2 separate regions of the Homo sapiens genome follow, and region 1 is linked to region 2. A link is an interaction called in ENCODE POLR2A ChIA-PET data of the cell type or tissue named here. Cell type or tissue: K562. All regions are shown on one strand. Links, peaks and the distances in the headings refer to the core of each region. The heading gives the core; the rest is flanking DNA.

Region 1 (8,335 bases), core at 327-8,326, 73 kb before region 2:
TAACTGACCAAAAAAAAAAGTGAGACAGAGGGTGATTTTGCCATATCCTCATTTCCTGGACTGAGCAAGAGAGGAAGCGAAATGCTGAGTCGGCTCCTGGCGTAGCGGCTGCCATTCATGTGCCGTTGATCCAGGCCTGGCACTGCGAGAGCAATACCCATTGGTTTGCACAGAACTCCCTCCCACCAGCCCCACCTGCCCTCAAATAGTCATCCCACGTGGTTGTCTCTACCTAAATTTCCCAACATGTTTCTTTTTGAGTATGAGGATCTTCTTTTTTAAGTCAAAAAATAAAAATAAAAAAGGTCACATGCCCCATGAGACCATAATTGTACTTTCCGCCAAGAAAATATAATATATAAAGACCTTCAAGCCATTAGGTATTAATATGACTTTTTTATTTTTAAATATTTTTGTTGTCTAATATAATGCAGAAAATTGCATACAGCATAATACATGCACAACTTAATAAACTGCTGTAGTGTGAACTGCCACATATCCATCACCAGGTTGGAAAATAGAACATTGCTGGTATCCCAGGAACTTCCTCGAGCCCCTTCCTCATCACAGCCCCCTCCCTTGGAAACCACTCCCTGATGTCATCATTTCCTTGCTTGCTTTTCTTTATGGCTTAACCACCAATGTGTGGGTCCCCAAACAAGATAGTTTTGCTATGAATGGAACCATAGTTCATATACTTTCTTGTGACTTGCTTCTTCTCAATATTATGTTCAGAAGATCCATGCATGTGGTTGCATGTAACTTGTAGTTTGTTTTCCTTCCTGCATAATAATTCTTTGTTGTAATATATCACAGTTAATTGTTTTGTCCATTCTATTGTTGATGGATATTGTTGCTTCTGGTCTGAGGCTATCAAGAGTGCTGCTATTCTTTTGTTGTTGTTTTTTTTTTTTGACATGGAGTCTCAGTTTGTCACACAGGCTGGAGTGCAATGGCGCGACCTTGGCTTACTGCAACCTCCGCCTCTTGGGTTCAAGTGATTCTCCTGCCTCAGGCTCCCAAGTAGCTGGGACTACAGGCACCCGCCACCACACCCAGCAAATTTTTTTTTTTTTTTTTTAGACGGAGTCTCGCTCTGTGGCCAGGCTGGGGTGCAATGGCACGACCTTGGCTCACTGCAACCTCCACCTCCCGGGTTCAAGCGATTCTCCTGCCTCAGCCTCCCAAGTAGCTGGGACTACAGGCATGCGCCACCACCCCTGGCTAATTTTTCTATTATTGGTAGAGACAGGTTTCACCATGTTGGCCAGGATAGTCTTGATCTCTTGACCTCGTAATCTGCCCGCCTCAGCCTCCCAAAGTGCTGGCATTACAGGTGTGAGCCACCGCGCCCCACCCTGTTATTTTGAAAGTTAGAGAACTGCCATGGGGAAATTCATTTATCCTTTCAAGAGATAAGAATGGGACATAAGATATTGCAATTTGTTAGAGAAAAAGAGGTCAATTAGCAGGCTCTTGTAGTAGCTCATAGTATGACAATAGGAATGTTGAGTAGGGAATATATTCAAAAAACACTATAGAGATACAATCAAGAGACCTTGGCAATTGATTTGACGTGGAAGGCAAAGAAGAGGGAGGAGTCACAAAGGATACCAAGATTTCAGGCCTGGATACAGGAAGAGAATTGGAAGACAGAGAACACGCATGATTGATATGAAGGTGTGTAATCAATCAGCATTTTAACTTCTATATTTGGCTCTCTAGGAAGATTCACTCAACCCACATTTTATGATCAAAAGGACAGTATCCAGGGTGACTGGTCCCCTATGTCTTTGACCCCATTCCTGCAGTGTTGCCCCCAGAAACTGGAAGCATGTCATGATGGGAGTTTTCCTGGGTAATTGATGCTGAATTATCAATGGGAATACCAAATCAGATTTTTTAAAAAGTTAATTTAACATTTATTATTTTTAGAGACCTCTGTCATCCAGGCTGGAGTGCAGTGGTACAATCATAGCTCACTGCAGCCTTGACCTCCTGTGATCCTCCCGCTTCAGCCTCCTAAGTAGCTAGGATTACAGACATGTGCCACCATATCCAGCTATTTTTTTTTTTTTTTTTGGTAGAGATGAGGCCTCACTATGTCGGCCAGGCTGGTCTCAAACTCCTGGCCTCGAGTGATCCTCCCATCCCGGCCTCCCAAAGTGCTGGGATTACAGATGTGAGCCACCATGCCTGGCCCCATATTAGATTTTGGAGGGACTACATAAATTTCACGAACAAGCAATTCTGAAAACAGTGGAAATTATTGAAGTCCTCCTTCATTGCACTATCTCTCCTCTTCTTCGAAAAGCACCTTGAAATTTTCTCTTTGACCAAACCACATCTTCATGTGAAATCCTTTCTGCTGTTTTCCTCCTGTTAAAAGCCCTCATATTCTTCAAGGCCCTACTCAAATCCCACATCCTGAGTACAGCTGCTCCCTTAGGCTCTTCTGACACTTCTTTTTTTTTTTTTTTTTTTTTGAGACGGAGTCTCGCTCTGTCGCCCAGGCTGGAGTGCAGTGGCGTGATCTCGGCTCACTGCAAGCTCCGCTTCCCGGGTTCACGCCATTCTCCTGCTTCAGCCTCCTGAGTCGCTGGGACTACAGGCGCCCGCCACCACGCCCGGCTAATTTTTTGTATTTTTAGTAGATGACACTTCTTATAGTGTACTTTTCTGGGCAGGTTTTCTGTTTTCCCCAGCTAGACCAATGCACCTTGGGGCACTCCCCAAGGTCTTACACATTTTTACATTATCTTATTAAGCAGTGCCAGCCTTTACTCTTAGAAGCTGAATGTTACTTATGTCTTTGAGGAAAAGACAGAGAGTTATGTCTGGGACCAGGAATCTCCAAAATCTCAATTAGCAGTGGATTCTCAGATAAGGGGAGGTACAGTCAAGCAGCTTCCTCACAGCAAATGGACCAAGTTGTATGGAAGTCGAAGGGACTCTCCTTGTCTTCATGAGAGGCTGGCCTTCGTGGCCTGCTTCCTCTTTCCCTGAGAGCCAGAGGAGGGCTTTTCTTTTCTTTCAGTCAACAAATATTTTTCTAGCAACTCCCACATACCCCTGTGTACTATCCTATCCACTGGGGAGAAAATGGTAAATAAGACCGTTTCCAGAGCATATGAGGGACAGAAACAAAAGCACAACAGATGAGCATGCCACACTATTCCATGTCACATTAAATGCTGTGGCTAAAACATGTGAGAAGCTAGAAATAGAATGATGCTGCTGGGGGCCTTCTTTGGCAGAGATGGTTAGAGAAGGCCTCTTGGAAGGTGTGGCCTCAATGACAAAGGAGCTTGCTCTGCACAGAGAGAGGAGAAACCATTCCCAGAAGTCGGCAAGGCACAGCGGGGAGAAACAGGATGGGTTTGGGTAAGGAGGTATCAGGAGTTTGGGGTTCTAAAGCACAGCATGAAATCCTAAAGAGGATGGAAAGGTTGGCGGGGCCAGATTCTGGAAGGCGTCATGTAATGGGGTGAGGAGTTATGACTCATCCTTTAGGAGATAGGAAACCTTTGAAGGGTTTTTTGTTGTTTTTTTTTTTTTTTTTTTTTTTTTTGAGACGGAGTCTCGCTCTTTAGCCCAGGCCGGACTGCAGTGGCACAGTCTCGGCTCACTACAAGCTCCGTCTCCCAGGTTCACACCATTCTCCTGCCTCAGCCTCCCGAGTAGCTGGGACTACAGGCGCCCACCACCACACCCAGCTAATTTTTTGTATTTTTAGTAGAGATGAGGTTTCACCGTGTTAGCCAGGATGGTCTCCATCTCCTGACCTCGTGATCCGCCCGCCTCGGCCTCCCAAAGTGCTGGGATTACAGGCTTGAGCCACCGCGCCCGGCCTCTTTGAAGGGTTTTAAGCAAAGAAGTCACATGGTCAAATCTAAGCTTTGAACAGAGCTCCTCGATCGCTATATCTACTGAAAGGCAAGACAGTTTTGTGCTATCGAAGTAAGAGCCTTTCTTGCTGAGGACATAGTTTCTTGGTGAGTTTCACTGTTAAGGCCAATCTAAAATGTCCCTCCACGTTCTCTCCAAACCTTATGTTTCTTCACGTGCACTCTGTACCTCACCTCTGCATCTTCCATGAGCCCCTCACACCAAACCAGGATCCACCCTTCCAGACCCATAGCTCTTGACCTGGTTTGTCTTTTCCATCCCAAAGTAAAACTAAGTACCAACTCTTTAAAACTATTATGTTTTAATTCCTCCAGCTTTAAGCAGCCTGGCCTGTTCTCAACCCACATATCATTTTGGCTAGGGGAGAAGTCTAGTTCTTTCCGCCCACAAGGCTGTGTGTGTATCTAAGTGTGTGTATTAATACTAGTAACTTTGCATGTTTTGTAAACCTTGCTTTTTGTGATATCTCCTGCATATCAGAATGTTGTTTTCTGACTTTCACACTATTCGCAGCCGTAGTAACAGGGCAATGGTGCAACGAAGAAAAGAAAGAGGCTGGGTACCGCGGCTCACGCCTGTAATCCCAGCACTTTGGGAGGCCGAGGCAGGTGGATCACCTGAGGTCAGGAGTTCAAGACCAGCCTGGCCAACATGATGAAACCCATCTCTACTAAAAATGCAAAAATTAGCCGGTCGTGGTGGCAGGCACCTGTAATCCCAGCTACTCGGGAGGCTGAGGCACAAGCATCACTTGAATCGGGAGGCGGAGGTTGCAGTGAGCTGAGATCATGCCACTTGCCTAGGCAACAAAGTGAGACTCTGTCTCAAAAAAAAAAAAAAAAAAAAAAAAGAGAAAGCAGAGAAGGTGTTATGCTCTAGTGACAGGGAGGACCTGTATTTGGGGAAGAGTAGAAAGATCTGGATTCCAAGCCAGGGTCAACCATTCAATTGCTGTATGAACAAGTACTTAATTTTAGTTTCCCTGTTTTCAAAGTGAGAATAATAATGGCATATGCCACAAATGTTGGCAGAGATTAAATGAGAAAAATAGATGTGAAACATTTAGTGCAGTGCACTAAGAGGTGCTCAATAAATGTTGATTAATACTAGCTATTGTCACTGGTTATCAATCAAAAGACATTTGTTACTGCTGAGTAAAACCATACTGGGCGCAAAGGGGCTCGCAGAGAAAGTAGAAAAGGTAAGTTTGAACCTTTAGGAAGCATTTGATCTACTAGAGAAGTAAGAAGTATATACTTCACCTGAGAAACAGCCCAAGGCAGCATAAGTGGGGTAGGGAGGTGCAGACCAGATACATGGATTCATAAGGGCCGAAGAGGTTGAGACCTCTTCGGTCTCAACCCATGAGAATGAGATTCTCATGGGGTGGGGTTAATCAAGCACAGTTTTATGGAGGGAGTGAATCTTGAGCCTGGATGTGAAAGTAGTTTAATATCTGGATTGCTGCAGAGCAGAGGAGAATGCTTCCTTGGGAAGAGGATCAGAATGAGGTCTTGGGGGAAAAGTGGGGTTTGTTCTAGGAGTAGAAGGACATTGGAAAAGGAGACTTCATGTTGGGAAATTCAGGAAAACAATGAGAGGTAAGATGAGGCCACATTGGAAATAAAGAACTGGGAACCACTATACGTTTTCAAATAGGGGAATATTATGATGTAAAATTAGTATTTTAGGGAAAACTGGTATTGTGTCTATGTGCACTTGTGAGTGAGACCACGAAGAACTACTCTGGTGTTCAGATGCCAGAAGGGTGAGTACTCACCTGGAAATTGGGAAGGAAATGAGTGAACCTGATGTACATTTTAGGAGGTATTTGTCTATTGTGCTGAGGTCCATAAACAGTCTTTCTCTACAGTACGAGAAATGAGTGGCCAAAGGGAGAGAAGCCACAGGACTCCAGCTAGCAAGGCCTGCTCCTCCTCCACCTGCCCCTCCCCTGTCCCATGGAAATCATCCAGTCTGAGGCCCCTCCTTCAACAGCAATGCAGCCAGGAGTTCACAAAGGGAAGCATTTCCTTTCCAAAGACTGCTAAGATGGTTTACCCTGTTATGCCAGGAATGTTAACAAAATTGCAAATGTACTTTTATTCTTTTGTTTTTTCTCTTTTTTTTGAGACGGAGTCTCACTTTGTCACACAGGCTGGAGTGCAGTGGTGCAATCTCGGCTCACTGCAAGCTCCACTTCCCAGGTTCAAGCGATTCTCCTGCCTCAGCCTCCCAAGTATCTGGAATTACAGGCACCCATCACCACGCCCAGCTAATTTTTGTATTTTTAGTAGAGATAGGTGTTGCCATGTTGGCCAGGCTGGTCTCAAACTCCTGACCTCAAGTGATCCACCTGCCTCAGCCTCCCGAAGCGCTAGGATTACAGGCATGAGCCACCGCACCCTGCCTGTTTTTTTTCTCTCTCTTTTTTTTTTTTTTTTTGAGGCAGGGTCTCAATCTGTCACCCACGCTGAAGTGCAATAGCACAATCACGACTCACTACAGCCTTGAACTCCTGGGCTCAAGCGATCCTCTGGCCTCAGCCTCCCAGGCACCACCATGCTCGGCTAACTTTAGATTTTTTTGTAGAGACAGGGTCTCACTGTGTTGCCTAGGCTGGTCTTGAACTCCTGGGCTCAAGCAAGCCTCCCACCTCAGCCTCTCAAAGTGCTGGGATTATAGGTGTGAGCTACTGCACCTGGCCACAAGTGTATTTTTTTTTTTTTGAGACAGAGTTTCACTCTTGTTGCCCAGGCTGGAGTGCAATGGCGCAGTCTCAGCTCACTGCAACCTCCACCTCCCGAGTTCAAGCAATTCTCCTGCCTCAGCCTCCCGAGTAGCTGGGATTACAGGTATGTGCCACCGTGCCTGGCTAATTTTGTATTTTTAGTAGAGACAGGGTTTCTCCATGTTGATCAGGCTGGTCTCGAACTCCTGACCTCGGGTAATCCACCTGCCTCGGCCTCGCAAAGTGCTGGGATTACAGGCGTGAGCCACTACTCCAGGCCAAGTGTATTTTTTTTTTTTTCAGACGGAGTCTCACTCTATCGCCCAGGCTGGAGTGCAGTGGCACGATCTTGACCCACTGCACGCTCCGCCTCCCAGGTTCACGCCATTCTCCTGCCTCAGCCTCCTGAGTAGCTGGGACTACAGGCGCCCGCCACCACACTGGGCTAATTTTTTTGTATTTTCAGTAGAGACGGGGTTTCACCGTGTTAGCCAGGATGGTCTCGATCTCCTGACCTCATGATCTGCCCGCCTCGGCCTCCCAAAGTGCTGGGGTTACAGTTGTGAGCCACTGCGCCCGGCCGCCAAATGTATTTTTAAATTACACATTCTATAGCTCCCCACTGGGTGACCAAGTAAGAGTGCTTTTCTTTTCTTTCAGTCAACAAATATTTTTCTAGCAACTCCCACATACCCCTGTGTACTATCCTATCCACTGGGGAGAAAAATGGTAAATAAGACCGTTTCCAGAGCATATGAGGGAAAGAAACAAAACCACAACAGATGAGCACGCCACACTATTCCATGGCACATTAAATGCTGCGGCTAAAACATGCAAGAAGCTAGAAGTAGAATAATGGCGATGGGGGCCTTCTCTGGGAGGGATGGTCAGGGAAGGCATCTTGGAAGGTGTGGCCTCAGTGACAAAGGAGGCCTGCTCAGCACCCTTGAAGAGGTCCCCACCTAGGCTCGTGGCTATTTCTGGACAGGTTTCTGGATGTGACGGTGCCTGTCTGAGGAGAGGGGCAGATGTGGGAGGTGGCTCCATTTCCTGCAGGAGTCTTGAGATGCTTGAGTCCCTGGGTGCTGGGGAAGTCAGTTCTAGATATCAGTGGGTTTGTGTGAATGGCTAATGACCTGAAATCAACCCCTCATCCTGTGGGGCAGAGATGTTGTTTCAGGCACTGCTCTGAAGTATGGTGGAAAGCACAGAGTTGCTTGGGGTCTCAGCTTTACCTGTCCCGGTCTCTCTTTTTGGTCTCTTAACTCTAGGCTGGATGGACATGGCCCCTTAAGGAAATGAAAGTGAGTGACTGAGTCCTAGCAGAAAAAGGAGGAGATCTTGGAGTTCCTGTCTTCCAACACGCACCTCTTTGGTTGTGATGGTGAAGTGGGACAGTGCCATCTCAGCAGGGACCTTGGATGTGCTCTAGAGGGGGTCTTGGAGGTGTAGCATCGTTACATCCCCTCCCACCATCCTGCCTACACAGTGGTTTTGGGGGCACAGATATTTCAGAGAGTAGTCTTCCCAAGAACCCTACATCAAGTATGCTACCACCCCTTCCCATTCTTGATTCTGGTCCCCTCTTTATTTTCCTCATAGTATTCACTGGACCTAACTTATGATACATTTGTTTGTTCACTGCCATGTCTCTGGCACTTAGAGCAGTAACTGGCACATATTAGGCACCCAGGG
Region 2 (8,335 bases), core at 193-8,192:
AGTGAGCCAAGATTGCACCATTGCACTCCAGTCTGGACAACAAGAGCGAAACTCCGTCTTAAAAAAAAGAGGAAGAAAAAAGTTTTTATTAGAACATAGCCATATGCAGTCGTTTAGGTATTGTCTGTAGTTTCTTTTGGGGTACAGCAGCAGAGTTGAGTAGTTGTGCCAGAGAGCCATGTGGCCTGTAACACCTTATATTTATTTACTATGTGGACCTTAATATAAAAAGTTTGCCGAGCTCCATTAAAAATGATACATAGTCAATGTTGAAAATTTAAATGAGTCAGAAAATTGTAAAGGAGAAAGTAAAAGTTATTTACAAGTACACCACTTGGGGCTTTTTTTCTGTGATTATAGAATTTGTTGGTGATTATTTTTTATATAAATGAACTCAAATTGATAAATGTTGGTTTGTAATCTGCTTTTTTTTTTTTTTGTTCATTTTGTTTTTTGAGACGGAGTTTCGTTCTTGTTGCCCAGGCTGGAGTGCAATGGCACGATCTTGGCTCACTGCAACCTCTGCCTCCTGGGTTCAAGCAATTCTCCTGCCTCAGCCTCCCTAGTAGCTGGGATTACAGGTGTGCGCCACCAAGCCCGGCCAATTTTTTTTTTGTATTTTTAGTAGAGACGGGGTTTCACCATGTTGGCCAGGCTGGTCTCGAACTCCTCATGTGATCCACCTGCCTCACCCCTCAAAGTGCTGGGATTACAGGTGTGAGCAACCGTGCCCAGCCCTGTAATCTGCTTTTTTAAGAAGTATTTCATTATTTGTATTTGGATTTTGATTGCTTTTGTATTTTCTGCATTGGAGGTCTTTCTAGAAAGGGGCTTATGAACCGGGTTTTCATGATTAGTCTTACCAGTCAAGATTTAAAAAGAAAATCCAGGAATAATAAATGCTTGGTAATGAAGATGCTGGTTAACATTTATTGAGCACTTACTATGTACTAGACAATTTCCACTACTTTACGTGTATGAAATTATTTAATTGCTGTGGCAGCTCTGTGAGTGTATACTATGATTTCTGTTTTACAGGTGAGGAAACTAAGGCAAGGAGAAAAATTAAGTAACTGTTGGAAGTTTATCAGCTAGCAAATGGTGGAGCTAGGATTTGATTTCATGCAGTCTGATTTGAGAAACCCAAATTCTTAACAATATGCTACAGAGCCTCTACTTACATTATTGCTCAGTGTAGAAAGTTTAGACAGTCCAGAGATATACTGTCATCCCTTGGTGTCTGTAGGGACTGCTTCTAGGACCTTTGGTGAATATCAAGATGCACAGATGCTCAAATCTCTGATATAAATGGCATAGTATTTGCATATAACCTGTGCATATCCTCCCAAATACTTTATATCATTTCTAGATTACTTATAATACCTAATAGAATATAAATGCTATGTAAATAGTTGTTATACTGTATTGTTTGGGGAATAAAGACAAGAAAAAAAAGTCTGCATGTTTCAAATACAGATGCTATATTAAACTTTTTGGATCCAAGCTTGGTTGAATCCACAGACATAAGAGCCCATGGATATGGAGGGCCAACTGTATAATGTAAAAAAATTCCTTCTCATGCGCTAGTTTCCAGTTTTCATCCTTTGTAGATAACCAGGGGCAACAGTTTGATATAGGTCTTTTCACCTCTCTTTGTGTGCATATACAAGTAATTATTTGCAGATTTGTCTGCATATTCAGAATTTAAAAATTACACTTTTTTTTAGCAGCTTTAGATGTACAGAAATTTGAGCCGATAGCACAGAAAGTTCCCATATTCCCTTCCCTTCCCTCGTTTCTCCTATTGCAAACATCTTGCATTAATTTGGCACATTTATTGCATTTGATGAGCCCATATCAATATGTTGTTATTTATTGGTCTATAGTTTACATAGGGCTTATTCTTTGTGTTGCAGTTTTTTTTTTTTTTTTGTTTTGTTTTTTTAAGATCTCACTCTGTATCTCAGGCTGGAGTGCACTGGTGCCGTCATGGCTCTGCAGCCTCGACCTCCCGGGCTCAAGCGATCCTCCCACCTTAGCCTCCCAAAGTGTTAGGGTTACAGACATGAGCCACTGCACTTGGCCGAGAGTTATTTTTTACAAAAATGGGATCAAGCCCAGTGGTGGCTTGCGCCTGTAGTTCCAGCTACTTGGGAGGTTGAGGTGGGAGGATTGCTTGAGGCTAGGAGTTTGAGACCAGTCTGGGCAACACAGCATGACTCTGACCAGTCTGGGCAACACAGCATGACTCTGTCTCTTAAAAAAAAAAAAAAGTGGGCTGAGGGTGGTGGCTAACGTCGGTAATCCTTGCACTTTGGGAGGCCAAGGCAGGTGGATCACCTGAGGTCAGGAGTTCGGGACCAGCCTGGCCAACATGAATGAAACCCCCTCTCTACCAAAAATATATTAAAAAAAAAATTATCTGGGTATGGTGGCGCGCGCCTGTAATCCCAACTACTCAGGAGGCTGAGGCAGGAGAATCGCTTGAAACTGGGAGGTGGAGGTTGCAGTGAACCGAGATTGCACCACTGCGCTCTAGCCTGGGCAACAGGAGCAAAACTCCATCTCAAAAAAAAAAAAAAAAAATGACGAAACCCGTCATTCAGCAGTCATTCACCTTTTTTGGTGGTTTTCAGGATATAGTGCTTTTGGACTTTCTAATGTAAACATTCTTGATTTACTAATTTTCAGATTAATGACAATTTATTTTGGGAATGGAAGGCTGGCTTGGATGTTACTTTTTCTCTCTTTTTATTTTTCTATTTTTTTTTTTAAGTGTATCTCATAGTGGCAGCAGCTTTTCCCCAAAGGAATGCTTATTTTTTTTGACGGGACATTCTGGCTATACCTAATCATCAAAGTTCTTCTTTTTTCTCTTTATCTCTGGATTTGGAAAATGATTCATTTTGGTTTTCTTCCTCATAAATTCTTTTTGGTCTGTCCAGCCATTGCAGTTGCTAGTCATGTCTCCTTGTCAGACTTTGGCTTTTTATGACTGTCATCAATGTTAGAAAAAATTACTTGCTCCTTATCACTATTTCAATACATTTCCTCTTGGGCTTTCCCTGGGGGCAGCACTGAATTTTTTCCTTAGTTGAGCCATGCAGATTTTCTAGAAGTCATCGTTTAGTTTGGCTTTTCACTCCTCCATGGGTGCTGTTCAGCTTCTAGGAGATTTCTTGCAGTTTCTACTTGTCAACAGATTCACCAGCAGCACCCTCCTCCTCACTGAGACTGGTGCTTCCCCACCCATCTTTATCATTTTCAGCCTTCTCTTTTTCTTTCTCTTTTCTTTTTTCCTTCTTTTTTTTTTTTTTGGTTACAGCGTCTTACTCTGTTGCCCAGACTGGAGTGCAGTGGTGCAATCGTAGCTTACTGCAACCTCCGCTTCATGGGCTCAAGTGATCCTCCCACTTCAGCTTCCCAAGTAGCCGGGATTACAGGCATGCACCACCATGCCTGGCTAATGTTTGTATTTTTTGTAGAAACAGGGTTTTGCCATGTTGTCCAGGCTGGTCTTGAACTCCTGGCCTCGAGCGATCCTCCTCCCTCAGCCTCTTGAATAGCTGGATTTAACAGGCAGGAGCCATTGTCCCTGGCCATATTCTTGCACTGTTGATTTTACTGGGGCCTCTGTCAGCTTACCCTGGAATTCTGCATCATCTGAGGATTTGGAAGAACTGAATCACAGTTATAGTAGACAGCATCATATTCTTATCCTTGTGTGTTTTATACTGGGACAGGTCTTGAGGAAGTTCTTCTGTCATGGCTAGGGGACATTGAGCTATTACCTCTTATAGCACTGATTTGGACTGTCATGTCTTCCCTAAAGTTCTTGTCCATAACATAATGGATGGTCACAGTCATGAGCAATAACTGAGTGATCTCTGGGACTAACAGGTGATGAAATGCATGTTTAGCAAACAGTGATTTCTGTTACTTCTCTGTGGTGCAGCAGCAGAAACTTTTGCCCAAAGGCATAGAAGTTAGAGGGCTTATGAATTTCTGCCAATCTGGAGATAAGATTTATGAGCATCATGTTAACTCAAACCTCTGCTTAGAGATTTCTAGCTGTGTGCTTCAGGAGTGTTTTGGTAAAACTTTGAGGATCATGAATAAAGCTAATAGCTTAAAAGTTAAACACTGTGAGTTTTTTCTTCTTTTGTTTCCTGGGCACTTTTCATAACCTTTTCAGTGTTTTGTGTTTGGAGCCACTCTTCCCAGTGACATACTGCACTTGTAGGTCTCTTGTCACTTTATCCTCAGATTCTGAGTCTGTCCTATTTGTTTCTCTTCTTCATCTTATCCTAGGAAGAATGTCAAGGTGGCAACCAATATCTCAAAACATGCAGTTGTGATGACATTGACAGTTTTGGCATCAGTCCGGATGTTTCTTGTAGAGTTCAGTCATCACATCCAAAGATATCTTGGCTGCAGTTACATTGCTGTCTCTTAACACGATGTATATGAAATTCTGCAGTACTATATCCACTTTATTCTTGTGTTTTACAGTTATATTCTTGCTATCAGTCACAACATGAGTATGTAAAGTCTCAAAAGCTTATTATGGCAACTTGGAAGTTCAAAAAAGAGCTCTAGCAAACTTGATGGATGGATATGATACTTCTCAGCAAGATCAAAGCTTTGTAAAATGTTATTAGATGATTTTGATTCAAGACAGTACAGTATAATTGTAGGAAAGTAGATCTTTTAGCTCTTGAGGAAAGTTACTTAGATGTTCTGGGTAACAGTGACCAATCTGTGCCATAAATATCACCAGCTCTGTCAATTCTTTGCCAGGTTTATTGGTTTTAATTTGAGAATCTCCATATTGGATTTGTAGTGTATATAGTACTGCTGTAGTAACCCTTTAATGTCAGCCAGTGGCTCCACTTTATTAGATTCTATAACTGCTGCTTGTTACTGGGCAGCTAGTTTCTGCAGGACATGTTGGCTGTAGACTGGATCCACAGTGAGTAGTTCTCAGAGAACCCGTACTGCTGACATTTGCAAACCCATTTCAGCTGTGGTGTGGAGCTGTGGCGTTGTACTTCTGGATGTGACCAGAAACAGTGTTTGGGAGCTCAGCAGGTGGTGCTGTCTTGGCTGATTGTGTGTGTGTGTGTGTGTGTGTGTGTGTGTGTATTTTATTTAATTTCTGAGACAGGGTCTTGCTCTGTCACCCAGGCTGGAGTGCCATGGCACAATCACGGCTCACTGCCCTCTCGAACTCAAACAGTCCTCCCAACTGAGACTCCCACGTAGCTGGGACTATAGATGCACGCCAGGCTAATTTTTGCATTTTTAATGGAGACGAGGTTTTGCCATGTTGCCCAGGCCGGCCTTGAACTCCTGGACTCAAGTGATCCTCTTTGCCTTAGCTTCTCAAAGTGCTGGGATTATAGGCTTGAGCCACCATGACAGGCCCTGTGTGTGTGTTTTTAAAATTAATATTTGTGGCTTACTTTACATCTGCATCTACTCTCTTCTTTTTAGTAGTTCTCTAGTGTAGTATTATTAAATGGATATGCTATAACTTAATACTGCTCTTACTGATGGATATTTAGATTATATAAATGGATTGTAAATTGCCCATACATTTTATGTATATTTATTGCAAGCTAATTCCCCTTTAGTAATTTTGTAATAGTTGAAGAAAACACATTTTTCATTTTGATGTGTGTTATCACATTGCCACCCAGAAAGGTCACAGCAATGTAAACTCTCACCAGAAATGTGGGTGGAGTCTAGCTTCTCTGTGTCATTACAAATTAAAAAAAAAAATCTTTGTTTATCTGATAGGAGGTTAAGCATTTGCAGTATATTCTATCTAACTGGGAGATATGCTTTGTTTCAATAGCATTCTTTTAAAGTTGATTTACGATTACTTCAGGTGGAGCATGCATTCTGTTCCCGGGCCTCCCTTAGGTGGAGCTGCTTCACCTATTTACATTCTCTGCTTGGCTCTTGAAAGCATATGGTTTTGTTATCACTGATCAAAAAGAATCTGGGTGCCTGCCTAATAGACTATATATTTCTTGAGGGTAAGGAACGTGTAACTTTCTTGATAATCTACTGGCAGTTCCGGTATATAGCAGGTGGTAAGTAAATGGTCTTTTAAAAATCTAAATTGGTTCATGAACCAGTAACTGTTGGGGTTACTGCTGAGTGAAGTGCTTTAATTTTGTTAAAAATAATATTTTCAAATTGTGAAATACAAACTTGAAAAACTGCAGTGCATGCTGGGTGCGGTCGCTCAGGCCTGTAATCCCAGCACTTTGGGACGCCAAGGTGGGCGGATCACCTGAGGTTGGGAGTTTGAGACCAGCCTGGCCAACATGGCGAAACCCCCGTCTCTACTGAAAATACTAAAACAAAACAAAACAAAAAAAACCAAAAACAAAAATTAGCCAGGCATCATGGCCACTGCCTGTAATCCCTGCTACTTGGGAGACCGAGGCAGGATAATCACTTGAACCCGGGAGGCAGAGGTTGCGGTGAGCCGAGATAGCACCATTGCACTCCAGCCTGGGCAACAAGAGCGAAACTCCGTCTTAAAAAGAAAAGAAAAACTTCATTATAAAATTGTCACTTTGGCATATGTTGTCTCTCATCTTTCAACTCTAAGATAAGTTAAATAGGACGAACTGATATCTTAGGACCTGTTAGGAAATAATTAGCCTATTTTATAAGTACATTTGGTATTTAGAAATTGGAAGTTGAGGAATTTATTAAAAAGGGGATTTGTTTAACATTACTTATGGTTTTGAGTTTTCTGGATTGGAGTATACCATGTGTTAGAAGGGGATATATGTTGGCCAATGATATTATAGATTGGCTTAATTAGACAAGTGTCCAGACAGAAGGAAAAGGGAAGCTAAATTCTGAGAATTGCCAGATTATCTTCAGGCATGGGAAAAATAACTGGAAAAGGACACTTAAGTTTTTTAATGGAAGACTACAACAAAATGATATTTTCTTTATAACTGATCATATTACACATTCTTACTGGATTTATTGAATATAAGAATATTCTTATTTCCACAATGTCTGTGTACTAGAGAACAAAACACAAAGCATATGGTCTTAAAAGGGGCAAAATTAGTTAGCTTATTACACTTTGGCCATTTAGGCCTTTCTTTTGTATGTTTGTTGTTAGTATATCAGCTGATTATTTTTCATTGACAGCATATTCACTTTAATCTTGTATGTTTTGAAATTAAGTTTAGTGAACATGTATGCCTAGTTGTATCCATGTATCCATTCCTTTGGTTAAGGAGGATGTCTTTGTGGTAGGGGTTACATTATGAAAACTTCAGCAGAATGGCACAGAAGATTGACTTTATTTTCTTGAAATTTATTTTATCCTATTTCTTCCAGAAAGGATATCTGGTAACTTAAAATAAAAGATCTGGAAGTGTAATAAAATATGTGTAAAAAGAAGAAATCAGGGAAAGGACAAAGCATATATTCTTTTCCCAAGTGACAGCATAATTCAATGACTAAGAATAAAAATTGGGTTTGAGTTTGCTTGGCAGCGAGGGTAAAAATGGAAGTATGGTAAAATACATAGCACTAAACTAAAAGGAGGAACAAGACCAATTTTTCAGGGGTGAAATCCTCTCTTCACAGATTTCTAAGAAACTATTTAAACTGGACATTATATAAAAGCTGTTTTGTTGTTGTTAGTGGCCCTAGATTTAAAAAAAAAAAAAAGGTGAGGGCTAAGCATTAAGATTTCAAGCCAATGAAATACATTTTAGGGGTTGATTTGAATTTAGGCTGCAGATGTATGTTTTATTTGGCCAATATATGTTTTTTTTCCTTAAAATATTTCAAACATACATGAGACTACAGAGACCAATATAATTAACATTCATATATTAACCATACAGCTGTAGCATATCTTAGCATGTTCCCATATTTCTCATTTTTTTGAGGAAAAAAAATCATGTACAGTTGAAGCAACTTCTTGGATTACAGTTTACTTTCTTCCCAGAAGTTAACTATTATTCTGAGTATGGTGTTGATCTTTTTTTTTTTTTTTTTTTGGAAACAGGGTCTCACTCTGTCACCCAGGCTAGAGTACAGGGGTATGATCATGGCTCACTGCAGCCCATCTCCTTTGCTTGAGCAGTCCTCCCACTTCAGCCTTCCAAGTAGCTGGGAACTCAGGTTTACACCACTGTGCCCAGCTAATATTTGTATATTTTGTAGAGATTGGGTTTCGCCTGTTGCCCAGGCTGGTCTCCTGTGCTCAAGCAGTCCATCCACCTCGGCCTCCCAAAAGTGCTGGGATTACAGGTGTGAGCCACCACTCCTGGCCTGATCATTT

Evidence for each region. ChIA-PET counts read pairs that join two places held together with the same protein. Peaks named below come from ENCODE experiments on the same cell type or tissue, not always from the same donor. Only the 100,000 strongest peaks of a DNase experiment are listed, where the experiment ranks them.
Region 1: POLR2A ChIA-PET joins it to region 2 with 7 read pairs; 10 of 35 experiments call an interaction of 5 or more read pairs at or near these places.

What each region holds. Positions count from the first base shown.
Region 1 is chr12:1,619,643-1,627,977 of GRCh38, forward strand. It overlaps a transcript of WNT5B not described here. Among named protein-coding and RNA genes, the nearest start is that of WNT5B, 5.4 kb to the right of the region's middle. In K562, for the core only: no CTCF peak of the experiment used is centred there; a DNase peak (open chromatin) is centred at 3,485.
Region 2 is chr12:1,693,096-1,701,430 of GRCh38, forward strand. All of the region lies in intron 1 of ADIPOR2 (adiponectin receptor 2), which reads left to right. It also overlaps the pseudogene LOC100533654. Among named protein-coding and RNA genes, the nearest start is that of ADIPOR2, 6.2 kb to the left of the region's middle. In K562, for the core only: no CTCF peak of the experiment used is centred there; no DNase peak of the experiment used is centred there; H3K4me3 peaks cover 14 bases.